Linked DNA regions of Homo sapiens: region 2 is linked to region 1. A link is an interaction called in ENCODE POLR2A ChIA-PET data of the cell type or tissue named here. Cell type or tissue: GM12878. All regions are shown on one strand. Links, peaks and the distances in the headings refer to the core of each region. The heading gives the core; the rest is flanking DNA. Region 1 overlaps LOC105374949 (a long non-coding RNA gene). Region 2 has its middle 37 kb from the start of MYLIP.

Evidence for each region. Peaks named below come from ENCODE experiments on the same cell type or tissue, not always from the same donor. Only the 100,000 strongest peaks of a DNase experiment are listed, where the experiment ranks them.
Region 2: POLR2A ChIA-PET joins it to region 1 with 11 read pairs; 2 of 35 experiments call an interaction of 5 or more read pairs at or near these places.

Annotation. Positions count from the first base shown.
Region 1 is chr6:15,947,979-15,958,026 of GRCh38, reverse strand. LOC105374949 (a long non-coding RNA gene) reads left to right here. Exons shown (of 4, transcript XR_926532.3): 4 at 1,355-1,532. Among named protein-coding and RNA genes, the nearest start is that of LINC02543, 42 kb to the left of the region's middle. In GM12878, for the core only: no CTCF peak of the experiment used is centred there; a DNase peak (open chromatin) is centred at 5,322.
Region 2 is chr6:16,087,271-16,097,318 of GRCh38, reverse strand. No RefSeq gene overlaps it. Among named protein-coding and RNA genes, the nearest start is that of MYLIP, 37 kb to the left of the region's middle. In GM12878, for the core only: no CTCF peak of the experiment used is centred there; no DNase peak of the experiment used is centred there.

The sequences.
Region 1 (10,048 bases), core at 1,121-9,120:
GATAACTTGAATGCACATGTTTATCTCTTCTCCCCCATGGACCTTGGTGTATCAAGCAGAGCTGTGTATACATATTTTTTTTTGTCCTTTTTAATGGTATACGCTGGTGTTTTCTAATCTTTTGTCAATTGGGACACACCTATTGCTGAGTTCCAGTCATCCATTTACTCATAAATTCATTCATTCACTTAACACTTGTTGAGCACCTATTTTGTGTTCTGCCTTGAGACTGTATTGATATATTAGCACATGGCCACATAGGGCATCAAGGATGAATAACAACAGTATTTATGAAGGAAGACTCTTCCTTTCCCTCTAATCACGCCTTTAACAACCCTAATCCTGGAGGCATCAGAAATAGTGGAGAGGAGATAGAGGCACAGGGAAGTAACAAACTACATTCCACTTCTTTGCTGCTGGTGCCTGGTCTGAAGGTCCAGTCTGAGCTGCAGGGGAGAGAGAAGCATTGTGTCAAGTGTAAGACTAAAACTTAAATCTCATACTAAAACAGGCATTTGAATGCCTAAAAGATTTTGGCTGATATGCTGGAAAAAAGAAAAAAACAAAAAACAAAAACCGTCTGCTGAGTTTAAAGATAGTAATGAGGAAAAAAACAACCCAAAGCTGTTTTCTGGTTGTGCCCTGTATGTTCAGCCTATTCAATGAACCTTGACTATATACAGAATAGGAGGAAGAATAAGACAATAAGACACCAGTAAGAGTGATTGGAGGAGGGGAGTGGGTGGCTGGAGTTTGACAGGGAAGGAAACACACTTGTATCTTTTGAATTCTGTACTGCATGCAGGTATTGCCTATTCAAGAACCAAATGATTTTTTTTTTAAAGGACTTAGATGAAAAGGTGGACAAAATAGAGCCTCTTCAGAGGAGAAAGCCTGGAAGGGCACAGGGTCTATTCCTCATGTTAAGAAGGAGTGGTTGATAGATTGGAAAATGTTTGCCTAGACTTGGGGGTGTGGGGATGGGAAAAATGGGTGGTAGATGGAAGGTATTTGAAGATCCACCTTAGTCTATGTTTATTTAGAAGACAGGACTGTCACAGTAGGTAGTTAGGCAGACTTGAGCAGGGCAGGAGAGGGTCCCCTGAACCAGGATTATCAGGCGACCATCAGGTGATGGTCAGGCGGTTGTTTGTTAAACTGCCTCTCTAAAATAATAATGGGTTGCAGCCAGCGTCAGGGAAAGGCAGTCTCCCAATACACAGAAAACACCTGAAACTGGTGATCAGCAGCTTCCCAATAAGATCTCAGGAGTTGAGCAAGTGGGCTTAAGCATGCACACTAAGAGGCAAAATGGAGGCGTTTACCCGGTGTATGACCTCTAGTGTTCCTCTAGGAACACTCTGCTGGTAACGGAAGAACCTCAAGTGATCATGAGCACAGCTTCAATAAACACACTGCACGTGCAGCCCCTCCCAGGTGCTGGCAGGCCACCGGGCACACGGACAGCCCACCCCAAGGGAAGAATCAGGAGAGAAGTAATGCAACCCCCTGGAAGCATGCCAATGTATACAACCCCAAGTCAAAGGTCAAATCGTCATGCACTTGAATCTCTCAAGTCGCCCACTTGGCTCTCTTCCAAGTGTACTTTACTTCGTTTTGTTCCTGCTGTAAACTTTTTAGTAAACTTCCACTCCTGCTCTCAAACTTGCCTCCGTCTCTCCCTCTGCCTTATGCCCCTTGTTGAATTATTTCTTCTGAAGAGGCAAGAATTGAGGTTGCTGCATACTCGTATGATTTGCTGCTGCTAACAGGACTAAGATCAAAGAGAAGACACCATAGAGTTGTAAATATTGAGTCAATTTCACTTTCCTTTTTAGGTATGAGCTTCCATCATGGAGGGATTAATGACAAGAGGTTCTATTAAGTTTGCCCCTTTGAGTGGAAAGTAGCCTAAACTACTAAAGTCACTTTCAACCTCATTCAATGACAGTGGGGTTTCAACTCGGTATACACATGAGCCTCAGGTCTTTTTGATGTTAACATCTGCTTAACACTGTCTTCCTAAATCCCCACTGTCCATTCTAGTGACTGCTCAGGTTCAGTAATCGCGGCAAAAGGGACAGAGGAAGAAAGGGAATAGTGGGACGATTCTAACACACCAACTCCAGTCAGCTAGTTGCGCTCACTCAGAACCAAGGAAGTCTGAAGGAATTCCATGTGCTGCTACATACACTAAGGAGGAGGAATCCATGTCTATCAAGGACTGTGAAGGGTCTGAGATTTTACCCTGTTTGCAAGCTAACAAGTGAGCCTGCCACAGTTTCATTGATGCTGGCAGAAGACATGAGACTCCTAGGTTAGAGATAAAGGACTTTATCACTCATGGCCACAGTGGTTTCCCTTGCCTCTTAAGTCCCGTGAGGGCAATGCGGAGGCAGGCCCAGGTGGATGGGTGTTGTACACATAGTGGGTCTGAGAAAACTCAAGCAGAAGTCCTCAAACTTATAAGGGGGAGGCCGTAGTAAACTTACCCAACCTTTGTCCCAGAGAGATATGTTATCCATTTTATCATAGTCAGAAAACCAATCTGTCCTCTTCCCTGGAGAGACGTATATCTTCTGTGGCTCTTTGCTCTATAAACATCCTTGGAAAGATAGTCTGGGATAGAATCTATCACAAGATACGTAGAAGCACCATAGAGAATTGCCCCAACAGTGTCTCCTTGTATGGGTGAAGTTCTGGACTAATCTATTTGTGTCGTGGTTGGATGTAGAACTGCCAGCTGGCTACACAAGTCTAAGCTCCAGTTAATATTTTTTGGACCAAGGAAGCAAAGAAAGGCCTCAGGTTTGGACGAACCTGGATTAGAATCTTAGCTCTGTCATTTAACAGATAAGTTATTTGCTTAGTGTCTCTGATCCTCGGTGTTCTAATTTGTAAAATCAAGCCAATGATACTTACCTCATAGTGCTGCCATAAGGATTAAAATATATTATATGCGCAACTGAATACAGGTTAGTTCACCACCTAATATTCTTTGATTTTTACTTTGAAAAAATAACATTTTGGGGCCTGGGCATGGTGGCTCATGCCTGTAATCCCAGCACTTTGGGAGGCTGAGGCAGGCAGAGCACTTGAGGCGAGTAGTTCAAGACTGGTCTGGGCAACATGGTGAAAATCTGTCTCTACAAAAAAAACACAAAAATTAGCTGGGTGTGGTGGTGTGCACCTGTAGTCCCAGCTACTCAGGAGGCTGAAGCACTCCAGCCTGAGTAACAGAGCAAGACTCTGCTTCAAAAAAAAATTAAAAAATAACATTTTGGATCCCCAAATTGTAAGAGACTTATAAAGACATGTACAAAGTCAGCTGTCTTTTCCTGTGATTTGGTCCTGTATATTGAAGGAAAGGACAGGAGATGACAATCTTTGAGCTTCCCTAATACAAAAATACTCATTTGTGTCTCTCAGTAACTCTTGGGTCAAAAGATTTTAGATGCTCAAATTTAAGTAACTCTCCAGATGGGAGAACATGTCATCTTTGCTTTCACTTCTCTTGGCTCAGATTGCTGCTGATCACCCTCTTCTCTCTGCCTGGCTTCCCATCCTCCAGTGTTGACACAAACCCTGCTTAATTAGAGTAAATTTAGGTTCTCTACCCCCAATTCTACACAATAAACACCCCAACCTATGGTATCATAGATTTTCCTCAGGAACTTTAACTCAGTATCTCTCTAATTAAACCTGTTTGGGCCACATTTTTTTTTTTTCTGGCAGCTCTAAGCTTGATAGATGAAGAGACAGCAGAAGACTAGAAAGTTGTACCCTGTAAGACAATGCTAAAGCAGATGACTTAATTAGAGGAAACCAAATAATTTGCCTCCACTGCTTCATATGGCTATTCATAAGATTGCTTTGTTGGTTCCCAGACCAGAAATAAGCATAGAGACCCAGGTGTGTCATCTGTGTTTTTTCATCCCAGGTGAGCCAGGAATAACCATGTTATTTCTGACAGTCATCAAAAGAGAAATTTGGGTTTTGCTGCAGATAAGAAAATAAGAGGCAACAGCTCACAGTGGAAGTATCCCAGCAGATTAAAAAAAATAATATTACAGCCTTGTCATCCAGACTGGTTCTCAATTTTATCATGCCTGAGAATTACCTAAGACTTGTTAAAATCAATTGCCGGGGACTATCCTCACAGTCTCTGATTCAGTAGGTCCAGGATGGGCCCTGAGAATGTGCATTTCTAACAAGTTGCCAGGTGATGCTGATGCAGCTAGTTCCGAGTCCACACCTTGAGAATCAGTACTCTAAAGCAGTGATTCTCAGCCCTGGCTATATGTTATAATGCCCCGGGGGAGATTTCAGAAAGCATTTCCTGGTTCCCACCCCCAGAGATCCTGACCTAATTGAATGGGGGTTGGGCCTGAGCATCTGGATTCTTAAAAGCTTCCCAGCTGATTTAATATGATACCAGGGTTGAGAGCCACAGTATGTCTAGAAGTTTCCCAGGTATACATGCTCTTCTTCCATTCCCAGCTTGGCAACTCAGGAGGAAGATGATGGATATAAACAAGGCATTATTACAAGCCTTGCTGGATGTAAACAAGTCACGTGAAAGTCAACTGAAAAGTAAAGAAAGAATATCTGCTCTGCTTGGTATTTCCTGCTGGTTAGGGCTGATGACAGCTCCAGCTCACAGTGACCCAGTTTGGAATGCTGGGCTCCTGAGCAAAACATCTCCCCCAGAGTCTTCTTTAATTATAAAATAATCAACTCCATATTCCCTCCTTACTTTAACAGAGGGGCTCATTGTGTGGATTTCTGCCCAGTGAGGGGAGGAAATAGCAAGCTGCTCCCAGGAACAGTGACTCTTTTGGGGCCCTTGAAGGGAAGGCAAGGCACCAGTTGGCCAGGACTCATTTACAGAGGGTCTCTTTATTAGTAGTAGTATGAAAAAAGAAATCCTCTACAAAAGAACAATATTTTCTCAAGTTTTAAGTTACTTGTCCTCAGCATGTGGGTTAAAGTTGAGAAAGTTTAGCCCAATGGTTCTCAACCCTCACTGCAGAATAGAATCGCCAGGGACATTTACAAAAACAGCCTGTCTCCACCAGGGTGACTAGCTAGTCCCAGATTCCTGGAATCTTCTGTGTTTTAGCACCGAAAGTCCTACATCCTGGAAACTTCTCAGTCCTGGGCATATAGGGACAGTTGGTCACCATGCCCTATCCAAAACAATTAAATCACAACCTCTGGGTTGTCAGTCCTGGACATCAGAATGTTCAAAAGGTAGCCATGCTCCCCAGGGGATTGTAATGTGCAGCCGAGGTTGAGAACTAGTGGTTTTTTAATTAAATGAAGTGGTGTGCAGTGCAGTGTTTTGGTGCTTTCTGGAGTTCTGATAACATCTGTATATGTTGGAGGTGTGTGTGTGTGTGTACCGTGGTGCTTTCAAGTGGAGGGGAAATGGGCTTCGCCCAGGTGGATGTGATTTCAGGGTCATTTTCTCAGGACTGTTTAAACAATTGTGACATTTCAAGTCTCACAGAGGCTGTGTCTTTAGCAACCACATTATGATCATTTGAAAATGTTTGACCCTCGTGGAGCGTGGTGCTAACAGGTTCACAGGCGTAACTCACTAAGCACTTCAAAAGTGGTCAGCAGTGGGAGTGGCCAGTAATCTCAGTCCTGTTTGAAGGCAGAGTAGAGGTTACCCTGATACTCACAGTCTTTTATAAGGAAAAACCATTTTCCACTTTCATGCAGATTTAAAAAGTGGTAATAAGCTGTGTTTAAAAAAAAATCTAAACTAAAAACAAATAAAACTACAGAGACAGTCAAGTGGGAAAAAAAAATGTAGCCCACAAGATGGTAGATGGTGCTCTTTCAGGGATAATTGCAGAAATGTTCTCTTACAAACCAATAATTTGATTCCCACTGGAGCAAACCAGGAGGCCTCAGCCAGGACAACTTTTCCTCAATGTAAGAAATGTCTAATTCCTGCAAAAGTAGACTATTTGCCTAATTGGTGTGTGGGCAACTTGTGTAATAGTGTGTTGCATCCTCTTGTCCAGAATAGGCTGGACATACCCCACATCAGCTCCCCTCTGGAAACTCAAGTCAACACGACCATGGGGCAGCAAAAGTGCAGGCAGTCAGCACCTAGACAGGAGAGCTTGGAAAAGAAGACTCTGCCTCCAGGAGTTTAACACACAAATGTCCAAAGAACAGCTGGCCAACCAGAAAGGCCAAGCAAATGAAGGCTTCTGGTGGTTTCTTCCTCTCTGATTAATTACAAAAGTAAGCATTTTTATGGAGGAAAGTGAAAAATGAATTTTAATTGGCGGGGGTGGGGGGCGCTATGCAACTCCCAAGAGCTTAATTTAAAAAAATAGTTGACACCTGCCTCTTATGCTTTGGTATCTCAGTTTGAGATGCTAAAACTTGGCAGGTGTATTAGCCTGTTCTCACACTGCTATCAGGAACTACCTGAGACTTGGTAATTTATGAAGAAAAAATATTTAATTGACTCACAGTTCCACAGGCTTAACAGGAAGCATGACAGGAAGGCCTCAGGTAACTTGCAATCATGGCAGAAGGTGAAAAGGAAGCAAGCACCTTTTTCACGTGGTGGCAGGAGACAGAGCAAAGGGGGAAGTGCCACACACTTTTAAACCATCATATCTCATGAGAATTCACTCACTGTCAGGAGAACAGAAAGGGGGAAATCCATCCTCATGATCCAATCACCTCCTAGTAGGCCCTTCCTCTAATTCAACATGAGATTTGGGCAGTGACACAAATCCAAACCATATCAGGAGGACAGCATGGCATAGTAAAATTAGCAATGAACTTGGACATTGAAGATTGAGAAGGGACTTCCTCAGAAGGTCACGTGACCTCTTTGAGCCTTCATTGTTTCATCTAGAGCAAAGAGGTGTCAACGGGGCTCACTGACCCCATGTTTGTCAAGTTAGGTCCAATCTTGGCAGAAAGGGATGCCACAATCTACCAGCCATGAAACACAGTGTGGTGATTAAGAACACAGACACTAGAGCCAGACCATGTGAGCTAGAGTCCCAGCACACCACTTAATAGCTGTGTGACCGCAGGCACATTGCTTAACCTCTTTATGCCTCAGTTTCCTGATCTGAAAATAGAGACAATAACTCTACCCACCTCATGGTGCTGTTGTGAGGATTAAATGAGAGAATGCCTTGAAACTGCTTACAACAAAGCCTAACATATAGGCATGCCCCATTAGTGTTGTGTTATTATCAATTATAGTTATTTGGCTTATTCAGAATACTACAGAAAAGGAGCTAGATCCTGGAACGTCTTGGAAGCCATGGAAAGGATGATGGAGAGAATCGAAGTTAGTTGTAGGGAGCAAGGTTTTTCCTAGGAGAAACTGTCCAAAAATGTGCCACCCTGAGTACCTCTGTCTTAATCAGTTTTATATTGCTGTGAAGGAATACCTGAGACTGGGGAATTTGTGAAAAAGAGATTGACTTGGTTTACAGTTCTGCGGGCTGTACAAGAAACAGGTGCCAGCATCTGCTCCTGGTGAAGGCCCCAGGCTGCTTTCACTCATCGTGGAAGGTGAACAGGAGCCAGAGCTGGCTTGTGCAGAGATCATATGGTGAGAGAGGAAGCAAGGGAGAGCCAGGGGCTGGGGTAGGCTTTTTTTTTTTTTTTTTTTTTTAATAACCAGCTGCCGAGGGAACTAACAGAGCAAGAACTCACTACCTTGAGAACAGCACCAAGTCATTCATAAGGGATCCACACCTTGACCCAAACACCTCCTGTTAGGCCCCACCTCCAACAATGGGGATCAAATTTCAACATGAGGTTTGGAGGGGAAAAATATTCCAAGTATAGCATCCTCCCAGCAAGTGCATAAAATTCAATATGTGCAAAGCAAATGCATGATCTTTTTTATTCTTTTGGTGTCTGTTCCCACTGATCATCCTACTTGTAATGTACTTAAAACAGTGCATGGAACATAGAAAGCTGTCAGTAAATCAGCTGCTATGGTTGGGGTGGTGGTTGCTTTTAATATTAATATTAATAACTAGGATCATCCCTAGTCTGGCTAAGAAATAACACCCAACAATAAAGAGCAAATTAGATGATATGGGTGAAAGTGCTTTGCAAATAGGAAGCATTTTACAAAGATAAGGTATTATTATCTCCCTGCCTCAGTGAAAGTGATTAATTAGACAAATATTTGTAAAGTACAAACCACATGCTCTATTTTGTGCAGAAGAAATTGACGTGATCAGTGTTACCTTATCTGAACTTGATTCTAACAGACTCTTTCAGTCTAGAGAAGAATGACTGGCAGCAGCTTTCCTCAAGGCTGAGAGATTTTAACCTGCCTGGAGTTTGTGACGTCTGTTGTGATCCCGACAATTAACCATTGTAATGTTCACTGAATCAGGCAGTTGACACGGCCCTCTTCTTAACAGCCTGTTTAAATATTTAGAAAGGAGAACAATGAAACCTGAGAAGTGTGAGGACCTGCTTGGTTTATGATCAGCCCAATGTAAACATGAGTCTGGTGCAGGAGAGCCCCAGGAGGCAGGTCTCCAAGGTCCCCCAGCCTATGGGACGACTCCAGGCTCAGCTTTGCACCAAGCAGACACTTGACACTATGCCAGACGCTATCTAGGCAGCTCCTTAAGCTGAGTAATGAGACTTGGTTTTTTGGGGACCTTTAATTACCAGTTTAATGTACAAACACATTTCTCTCCAGAGATGTTCATTCAGGCACAGGCTTTGTTCAAAAGGAAAAGCAAGTTGCTTCCTTTCCCTGGCTGAGAAGACACGGATCCAGGGTGATATTTATCTAGGATTGGTGAAACCCACCCTCCTCCAGCTCTGACACACTCACAGAGTACTCACATTCTTACTCTCTCACCCAAGAACTCATTAAGTCTCTGATAATGTCTGCGGGGTGACTCTCCCCTTGTTTCATCTTTATTCTACCTATATGATGTAAATAATAACTGTGTTTAGAACATTGTTCGGGGCACTATGATGATTTACAAAGCAAGAAAACATGGATTCATCACTTTCCAGGAGCACGGGGTCTAATATAGAAAGTGAAAAAAAGTCTAATATAGGAAGAAGTAACGTAGTCCAACTGCCTGAACATGTTTCTATTTGTTCTTAAAAGGTTTTCTTGCAAAAGATAATGGAAAGGGGCAGAAATAATCATACTACTAGTAGTTATCATTGATTGCATACCATTTTCCAGATACTGTGCTGGGTCTTCTTCCTAAAGTCTCTTTAAATCCTCACAAAGACCCACAGAGTAGGAGCTATTTATCACCATTCCCATTCAGTGATAGTTTTCCTAAGATGAGTTAGTAAGTGGTGGAGCTGGACTGTAACCCTAATGGGAAGACTTTATCTCTATGCTCTACTCTCTCAGTTTCTTGACATATATTCATTAGTTCATTTGACAAACTTTTGAATGAAATTTGAATGTGTCAAAGCATTAGGGCTAAAATATGAGAAAAGGCAAAATTTTAAAAATACACGGGCCGTGGTGGCACACACCTGTAATCCCAGTACTTTGGGAGGCCAACGTGGGTGGATCATCTGAAGTCAAGAGTTCAACACCAGCCTGGCCAACATGGTGAAACCCTGTTTCTACCAAAAATATAAAAATTAGCCGAGTGGTAGTAGTGCCTACCTGTAATCCTAGCTACTCGGGAGGCTGAGGCAGGAGAATCGCTTGAGCCTGGGAGGTGGAGGTTTCAGTGAGCCGAGATCATGCTGCTGCACTTCAGTCTGGGTGACAGATTGAGACTCTGTCTCAAAAAAAAAAAAAAAAAGAAAAGAAAAGAAAAGAAAAAAAAGCTAGTCCTGCTCTTTTGGAGCTTCCGTTACCCACACACTACATCTGCTACCCCCATGTGGTGGCCCTGGTGGTGCATTGCTCAGTCTCACTTCAGAACAATCTGCTTGGTGGAGGGGGCTGGTGGACAGCCTCCATCAGCTGCATCTTCAGATTGGCTGCAGTTTTGTGCAAGGCCATGATGAACACTACAGGGTACCAGAGGCCAACCATTCC
Region 2 (10,048 bases), core at 670-8,669, 140 kb before region 1:
ATCCAACCCCAAGATTGTCACCAGACTGATCCCTCTAAATGAAAATCTGACCGGAGCACACCCTACTTGAAACCCTTCCACAGCTTCCATTGCTTCAAAAATAACTTTGACTTCCATCTGGATATTATCTGAAATTCTAGCCTCATCTATTACTGCTTTCTGCCTTGCAAACTGTGCTCCAGTGACAGTTGAAATTTCATAAATGTGCCGTGCTGAATCATGTCTCTGTGCACTTGGGCTTGCTCTTGTCTCTGCCTAGAATCATCCTTCCTTCCCTCTAAAACCCAATGAAAAACATCTTCATTCTTTAATACCAGCTGAAGTTCCCAGAGATCTCCTTTGAGTAACTTCTCCCAAGTAGAATTAAGCCATCTTTTCTCTGTACTTCTCTTACATCTCCTTCCGTTATTTTGCTTGTCATATAGTACTTATTTTAATTTTTCCTTATCTCACCCCACAAAGCTTTATTTATATGGCACTGGGCATGGGGTCTGGCCCAACAAAACGTAATCTTTCAGTGTTGAATAAATGAATGATTGAATGAGTAAATGCAGGCAATAATGAACAACTTAACTCATCAACTGGCTTTGCTCTTGCCCTTACTCTTGCCATTTAAGCAAGCAAGGGTCTGTCTCATATTAACTTTCTTCTAATTTGTAATGTAAATGGAACAACACAGGTATCTTGTTAACATAAGAGACTTGAAAAAAGAACGGTAGCTGGAATCAGCAGCTCTTCATAAAACTTTTGTTCATACTTCCATGCTTTGGATTTATGAAGGCGTTAAGTAAGATTTTTAAATCTTCTGAAGATCTATGTTAGCACACACTCCTGCTATTAGCAAATTTCTTTCTAATATGGCTTTTGCCATTCCCTAAAAAAAAAAAAAAATCTACAATCAGGAAGAAATGAGTTGGACATCCACCAGCCTGGTGACAGCTCCCTCTGAATTCGTAACATACCATTTTTCACAAGTGTTCTATTTTGAGTACAACCTAAGCCCGCCTCCTCACCACCTTTCTAGAAATTGTTTTGCAGTCTACAAAGAAAAGAATCCTTGGACTCAAAAGTTAATAAACATACAATACAAACTCTAGTACACATTTTGAGACCAGATTCAAACATACTTTTTTTTTTTTTTTTTTGAGATGGAGTCTTGCTCTATCGTCCAAGCTGGAATGCAGTTGTGTCATCTTGGCTCACTGTAACCTCCGCCTCCTGAGTTCAAGAGATTCTTGTGCCTCAGCCTCCCAAGTAGCTGGGACTACAGGTGTGCACCCCCATGCCTGTCTAATTTTTGTATTTTTAGTAGAGATGGAGTTTCACCATGTTGGCCAGGCTGGTCTCGAACTCCTGACCTCAAGTGATCCACCCACCTCAGTTCCCAAAGTGCTGGGATTACAGGTGTGAGCCACTGCGCCGGTCTCAAATGTACATTTTGAAATCAAAGGTAATAAACAAAATGAGGTGCGTGTCTGAAAAGAGATTCAGATATACATTTTAGAAGAAAGACAGTCATGGTATTTGTTGAATAAAGGGCCTATGCCCTTGAGGGAGTAAAATATCAGAAATATTTTTGTTAACTGTTTTAAATATTTATAATATATGATATGTGTTATCAAGTTATTTTGATTACAGAGGGGCTGGTTTCCCTCATCATCGCCCTGACCCTCGGATATACAAATGCACATACTTAGTGTAGTCATCAGGCATGATTATACCTTGCCAAGGATTTTCATTATTTACCATCAATTTAAGAGACACCTAAGCGGGGTGGACAAGGAGAGAAGAGGGGAAGGAGGGCCTTCCTCATAGGAAGCAGCAAACTACAGCTGTAAGCAAAGGAAAGACTATCGAACACTGCAATGGGAACCAGTCTGGTGGTTTTCAAGTTCCTGCCAATACTCCTGATGCTGTCCGCCCAGTTCTTCCATACTTTGTTGTGGTCTTGATTCAGTCACTTGTGCATGCCACTTGCTCTCTTAGGCTGACGCTGCCAGCAGGCTTTGGAAACTATGGTTCACTCCAGACTTTCTGAGGTCTTAAACGGTATCCAAAATTTGCAGAAGAGTCAGCCCCTTCTTGTTTTTGTTTTTAAGGGTACAATGAAAAAACGTTTTAATAGTTATTTTTCACTCATTCCAACGTCAATATCTGAAGTGCAGAACATTATAAATCCAGTTGATATTGACCTCACAGATGAAAGCAAAACGTTCTAAGTACATACACTATATTTTTAGTAGTTTGTCAACCTTTTAATGGAAGCATATGTGTCAGTTTATCTTCCCGACTTGAGAGTAAAAGCCTGTTTATACCAAGGGCTGGATTATTTGGGTTTCTTTTTTTGAACATTTTAGAATACCAGCCTCATTATATTTTGATGGCAGCTTTGATGTGCTGTGGCTTGGTATCTGAAGGTCTTTGGAAGTAGTACAGGGCCAAATTACACTGAGACGCATCTTTCTCTGAGGATGGTCAAGAGAGTTTCATAGGGCACAGTCCACTGGGACCAAGGTGGTTTTTCTGGAGAATCCATGCAGCCACTCACTTGGCTGATACAGATATGTTTATGAAAGTCCAGTTTTGGTCTGGCAGCCCACACTTTTGCCAAGAAGGGACTTGGAATAGAAGTGATTGATGATGACAGCAACCTCTGCTCTAGGTGATGGAAGAAGACAGCTGGAAAGAGTTGAAACCTCCTTGAATTTTTTTCAAATTTTGGAATATTTGTATGATATATAATTAGATATCTTGGGGTTGGGACCCAAATCTAAACACAAAATTTATTTATGTTTCATACACACCTCATACACATAGCCTGAAGGTAGTTTTATATAACATCATTCATGATTTTGCATATGAAAGAAGCTTGTGTTTTGACTGCAACCTGTCCCAGGAGGTCAGGTGTGGAATTTCCCACTTGTGGTGTCATGTCATTGCTCACAAATCTTCAGATTTTGGAGCATTTTGGATTTCAGATTTTTGGATTAGGGATGTTCAACCTATAATGGCCTGTTTTTCTTACAATCGACTAATAGAGATTTAGGTGGGACGATGCCTGGAGTCTCTTCTGTGACTCCAAGGTGGGTGTTTAACATATTAACAGTTGTTTTATCAATGGCTCCTTAAATTCAAGAGAGGAATGGTCACCTGCCCTATCACCAAGATTCAAGTTGAACACACGACCTGGTCTTCTGTCTACCACCAGGAGCCTGCAGCTCCTGCTCAAGTTGGTAAGTCCCTGAGACATATACCTCTCATCTTCTAACTCTACACTTTTGAACTTGATGGGATTCTAAGAAATGTCATTTTAAAGATCTTTTGGGGCTGGGCGCGGTGGCTCACACCTGTAATCCCAGCACTTTGGGAGGCTGAGGCAGGTGGATCGCCTTAGGTCAGGAGTTCGAGACCAGCCTGGCCAACGTGGTGAAACTGTCTCTACTAAAAATACAAAAAAAAAAAAAACTTAGCTGGGTGTGGTAATGGACACCTGTAATCCCAGCTACTCGGGAAGCTAAGGCAGGAGAATTGCTTGAACCTGGGAATTGGAGGTTGCAGTGAGCCAAGATCATGCCACTGCACTCCAGCCTGGGCAACAAGAGCAAAACTTCATCTCAAAAAAAATAAATAAATAACTTTGGGGGGTAATTCAAGAATTTTTCTTAAAGTAAACCATATCTCTGTCTTTTAACTCTCTCTCTTTTTTTTTTTTTTTTTTTGAGACAGAGTCTTGCTCTGTCACCCAGGCTGGAGTGCAATGGCGTGGTCTCGGCTCACTGCAACCTCCGCCTCCTGGGTTCAAGCAATTCTCCTGCCTCAGCCTCCTGAGTAGCTGGGATTACAGGCATGCACCACCATGCCTGGCTAACTTTTGTTTTTTTAGTAGAGATGGGGTTTCACCATGTTGGTCAGGCTGGTCTCAAACTTCTGACCTCAGGTGATCCACCCACCTCGGCCTCCCAGAGTGCTGGGATTACAGGTGTGAGCCACTGCACCTGGCCCTTAACTCTCTATCTTTTTATATTCAGAGCTCCACATCTTTCAGTAATATACAATACTGCTCATTCCGCATCAGGGCTCACTTCCCTTCCTTCTCCTTCGAGGTTTTAGGGTTATCTTTGAGTCATCTGTGGTCAGCTGAGAAGAAATGAACAATTTATTCTATTTTGAAAGAGCAACATACGTTGAAATTCTGAACCCCACAACTGACATTTTGCAGCTTGTTCTCCCAATCCTAAGCTCAGAAACAGCTTCCCATCGAGCTCATACAGACCTTTTCTCCTACTGTAAGAGGGCAGGAGTAGGGGTGGGGGTGTTGGTAAATAGTGACTCTTCTCACCGAGGTGCCAGGCACTATCATTTATTAATAGCTATGTGGTGAAAAAGCATGACTTAAAAGCTAGGTGAACAAGAACAAAAATTTCTCTGCTCAATCAAAGAGTGTGTTACTGTACAGCCACTGTAGCTGCAAATAGTCCCTAATTCATAAAATGATTGTGTTTTAGAAAACTCAACATATATACATGTGTCAGTACATTGGTGTGTCTGGGGCTAACAGTGGCTTTCTCTCATGAAAAAGGATGAAAGGGAACATATGGAAGCTTACTGAATCCATAATAATATTAGCTAGCAATAGTTAACCCTTATTAATCTCTTACTCCCTGCAAGGTACAACAACTATTATTATTAGCTATTATTATCACTCCTATATTGCAGAGATAAAACCAGGGTTCAAGGGGTTAGGCAAGTCAAGGTCACAGAGCCAGTAAGTGGTAGAGACTTAAATCTGGTAGGCCCTTTGCCATTCTTCTCTACTTACTGCTGGCATAAAATGGTGAACAGGACAAGGAACACTGGCCTGAAACTGGCCTCAAACCTTGGTTTCCTGCAGGAGGGAGACTGACCGCTTTGGAAAAACAAAGCAAGAGAGGAAGTGATTTTTATTTCCTGCCGTTATGTGTACAGTAGGCATTCAGCAAGTATCTGAAGAAGTCAACTCCAGTTTTGTGCCTCTTCCTCTCTCCCAGGCAATCTCTAGCGTCAGCAAACCTAGATGACTTCTAGTCCCTGCCACAAGCAGCTCAACCACCCCAATCACCAGGCTGCCTGCCTCACCATCAAGTCCCGCTCCTAATCCTATGGAAATAACCAGGCCATTAATTCACTCAGTTCATATTTACTATACTACACGTCTACTATGTGCGTTGTTAATTCCTGGGAATGCAGCAGTAAACAAGAGACCTTGTTTCTACCCTCACTAAGCAAGAAAACAAAGATATACATAGGAATTACCATCTGTATTTTGTTCAAGAAGAGAAAGCAAACCTGGATGTTCAATAAAAAGATTAAAATTTAAGATCAGCTAAACGATGAGAGATTCATATTACAGAATATAATGCACCCATTGAAATGATTATATGGGTTGTACAGAAAAACTTACTGCCATGGAAATACATCCACATTCTATGAACTGAAAACAGTTAATACAAATAATGTATTTGGGGTAAAAATATAACAAGACATAGATAAGCACTAACAACAACAACAACAACAACAAAATAAACTAAAAGGGGTCTCACCATGCTGCCCAGGCTGGTCTTGAACTCCTGGCTTCAAGCAATCCTCTTGCTTTGGTCTCCCAAAGTGCTGGGATTACAGGCATGAACCACCATGCCCGGCTGAATTTTTTCCTTACATGGCTTTGCCTTACTTGAGATGAAAACTTTATGGGGTCATTCTACCGATAAGTCCCTTGAGTTAGCAGCACCATTTCACTGATAGGTTTACACTTACCAATTTTTCTTTCTTTCATTAGTATAACAAGCAGGTCAATAATTTCAATGTAATTAAATAACAATATTCAACAGGAATATTAGTTTGAGTGACATGTGATAACAACATTCAACAGGAATATTAGTTTGAGTGACGTGTAATGTTTTAGGTCACCAACAGTTATTAATGACAATTTCTTTTTCTTCTTTTTCTTTTAGGCTTTAGGATTCAAATAAGAAAGTCTACCTTTGCCAGAAAGCAGGGACGATGCATCCTTCTTCAAGGCCAGCCCCAAGCAGACTCTTTAGACCTGAGGTCAAACTGTAAAATGAACAATTATCTTTCCTGCTAGACAGGCTCCCCCTGAAGTCCTGCCCTACCCTAATCTCTGAGCATCTCACCTGCCCTGGACACACTGCTTTGGTAGAAGGAGCACCTCATTGTTATCAACACCCACCAGACAGCACTGCAATCTAGTTTTCCATTCATTTCAGCCTACTCTCCATATCTGTCCCATTGAGGTAGACTTATTTCTGTTCTAATGAAATTGATTCAGAAATGAATTTTTAAAATCCTGGGGGGATTAATAACTTATTTCTCTTGAACAAAGTTTTAATCTCAGTTTTTATTTATCTGTGTAAAACAAATAATTGCAATACAGATCTGTAGAACTGCTTCTGTGTGCTCCAAATATCTGGCCAGAGTTTGTCTAGTCCCTGTTAAGTTGCCAAGGAGGGAAGTCTTCCCAAGCAGGTAGGCATAGAAGCCAGCTGAAATGGCTGAGGAATGCTCTACTAAATCCATGCAGGGCCCTTTGTGCCAGGCCCTTTGTCACTCATCTGGTGTCCATCTCAGCCTCACACCTGCCTGTGGCATCTCCAAAGTCTCTGATGGGACTTTGGGTGCCTCCTTGCCGGGTCAGTCAGAGTGATCATGTTGCCTGCTCATGACATTGCCTCCAGGTTCTCAAACAACCTAGGATCCCAGTTAGTGAGCCAGCACATCCAGGATTGGCCTCTCCCAATTCCCAACATCCCAGGATCCAATATAGTTAGATAGTTATTACACCTTTATGATGTTATTTTCACTTGAGTTATCTTGAACATTGGCTTGCTCATGAGTTATTTCGCAAATGCAGAATGAACCTCAGTGTACATATCAATGTGCATGATAGGAAAGCAATACAGTATAGTTCAGAAACAACCACCATACAAAGATACTAGCATCAAGCTGTCTTCTTCTCTGATTATATAGTGATTGAATAGCTCCTAAGATCAATAGACCCAATTTGTCTCATAAAAATTACACACACACACACACACACACACACACACACACACACACACATCCTATCTGGTTTTACTTGTTTGTCTAGTTTGGGGAAGAATTTTTAATAAAGGAAAACTTTATTCTAACAGTCCACATTTGCCCATATAAGTTTCTATTTCTTATTTGGGAAAAATTGCCATTTCCAAAAATAAGTACAAAGGAGACTGATATAGATTTCCAAATACCTCCATGAATATCTTATATTCCATGTAAGGTAATTTTGAGCTCTTCCCCAGCAACAAGTTATTATGTATAAGAAGAAGACACACTGTTTATAATGTATTTTCCACCAAAGAGCTGAAAGCAGTTTACAGACATGACCTCATTTGGCTTTATAACAGTCTAAAAGACTGAAACAGACTGTATTTTTTTGATATGTTTGGGTAACAGATATTGAAGTCATCAAATTGACACCCCCACACCAAATCACTATATTACATACTATATTGGAAACAAGAATCTCTGTATGACTCCAAACTTCTGAGTTTATGTTAGCTAGCCAAGATTGCAAGTGGCTGAACATCAAACTATAGCAACAGCCAACTTAAATTACAACACACCAGTGTAAATAAAGAGGCCATGAGTAATATGCTTTGTACAGTAGCAGACACTTATACTCAGTTCGAGAGTATCACTACATTCTGCTGCATTCAAGGATAGTGATCTCATTTGGATGTCCCCTCAAAATCTCATGTTGAATTGTAATCCCCAGTGTTGGAGGTGGGGCCTGGTGGGAGGTGTTTGGGTCATCAGGGTGGATCTTCATGGCTTGGTGCTGTTCTCTTGATAGTGAGTGAATCCTTACGAGATCTGGTTGTTGTAGAGTGTGGCACCTCCTACCACTGGCTCTCTTCTCCTTGCTCTTGCTTTAGCCACGTGAAGTCCCTGCTCCCCTTTACCTTCCACCATGATTTTAAGCTTCCTGAGGCCTCTGTAGAAGCGGATGCTGGCGCCACGCTTCTGGTACACCCTGCAGACTTGTGAGCCAATCAAACCTCTTTTTTTTTTCTCTTGAAACGGAGTTTCGCTCTTGTTGCCCAGGCTGGAGTGCAATGGCGTGATCCCTGCTCACCGCAACCTCCACCTCCTGGGTTCAAACGATTCTCCTGCCTCAGCCTCCCAAGTAGCTGGGATTACAGGCATGTGCCACTACTTAGTAGAGATGGGGTTTCTCCATTTTGGTCAGGCTGGTCTTGAACTGCAGACCTCAGGTGATCTGCCCGTCTCAGCCTCCCAAAGTGCTGGGATTACAGGTGTGAGCCACCGCACCTGGCCTAAACGTCTTTCTTATAAGTTACCCAGCTCAGGTATTTCTTTATAGCAATGCAAGAACAGCCCAACATAGATATATAGAAAAACAACATTGACATTATAAAGTAATTCCTTATCTCATAAAAGGGAAGCCTACTGATTACAACCACAGAGGTGAAGTTATTAATATCTGCTTTTCTTGTTTAATGATCCTTCATATTTTGTAAGTACTTACTGAGTATCCACAACTATATCTCCTCCTGTGCCTGAATACAGAGCTGACATTACGCTGGATGGCAGTATAGCAAAAATGTGAACTCCCTTCGGGTGTTACAGATTGACTAGATGATACAGAGTCCTGGTAGTATTCAAAGGGTTTCCCCACTAGCATATGCAAACCTTATCTGCATGTGGATTACATTCAAATGTGTCCAATGCACCATCTTCATTGTATCCTGTGACTGTAGATCATGGTGGTCATGGGCACTGATTCTAATGACAGACTGCCTGGGTTCAAATTCCAGCTCTACGGTTTACCAGATGTGGGGTTTGAGCAAGTTACTTAATCTCAACTTTTTCGTCTGCAAAGTGGGGTTTTGCAGATGCAAAAACTACCTACCTACCTACCTTTTTTTTTTTCTTAACCTACCTCAGAAGGTAAATATGAGTTATTAAGTGTGAAGTGCTTACAATATAATACCTCGCACACAGTAAGTGCTACGTGAGTGTTGGCCATATTGTTCTACTCCCCCAGAGGGAGCAATGCAAGAACAGGGTGGAGTCAAGAGGCTGTTGAGAGATGCATAGCGAGACTGCAGAGAAGACAATAAATGCATGTGACAAAAAATGTGGTAAAAAAAATGAAGAAGTTTTTATCATTTTTTAAGACAATGAAAATTAGGAATGAGTTCTTCAAAGCAATGAAAATCTCAACTGAAGCTGATGAGCTTTTCCCCATAACCTAAGTAGAAAAGAGAGTCTGAACCTGGTGTGAAAATGTACATATACATAGATAGATAATAGTGTTTTGTACTGAAAGACATTTTAATAGCTTAATTACCTTACACAGGTCATTTAAAAAATTTATGTTTATTTTTCCTCATCAGCTCAACAGAAGGTTTCTTCATATTTGAAGCTGAGGAGAGAGCTTAGAGATCTTTCACACAAGAAATAACCAATATAAATTTGATGCATGCATGAATGCATAGATTCAACTATACTCTTATTTAAAAGAAACAACCTTCTGGTATGTACTACATTCATTTTATTTCATTTCAACATGCACTTATGAAACAGCTGTACATCCCCAGGTGTCGGGTAAGATGGCGGGAAGACAAAGATGAGCTTGTCAAACTCTGTGACCTTACGGAATTCACAGTCCAAAGGAAAAGGTAAGACCTGCAGTACATTAATCCTTGTGCACTAACCAGGACAAAGTACAGGATTGCTAGAGATAGGGCTTTTGTTAAAAGACACAGCCCAAACTGAATCAAAATTCAGTAGTTTAATTTTCCTCATGGTAGAGTGCAGAGGGCTGGGACAAGGGCCAGAGGAACAGGATGCAGAGAAGCCCCACTAGGTGGGCACTCCCTGAGCTTGAAGCAGGTTAAATGAATTCTCTCAGCAGGCCCCCTACGCCCACTCAGTGACCACTGTACTTACCACTGTCTGCAGTTCACAGTGGAGAAATTGGCAG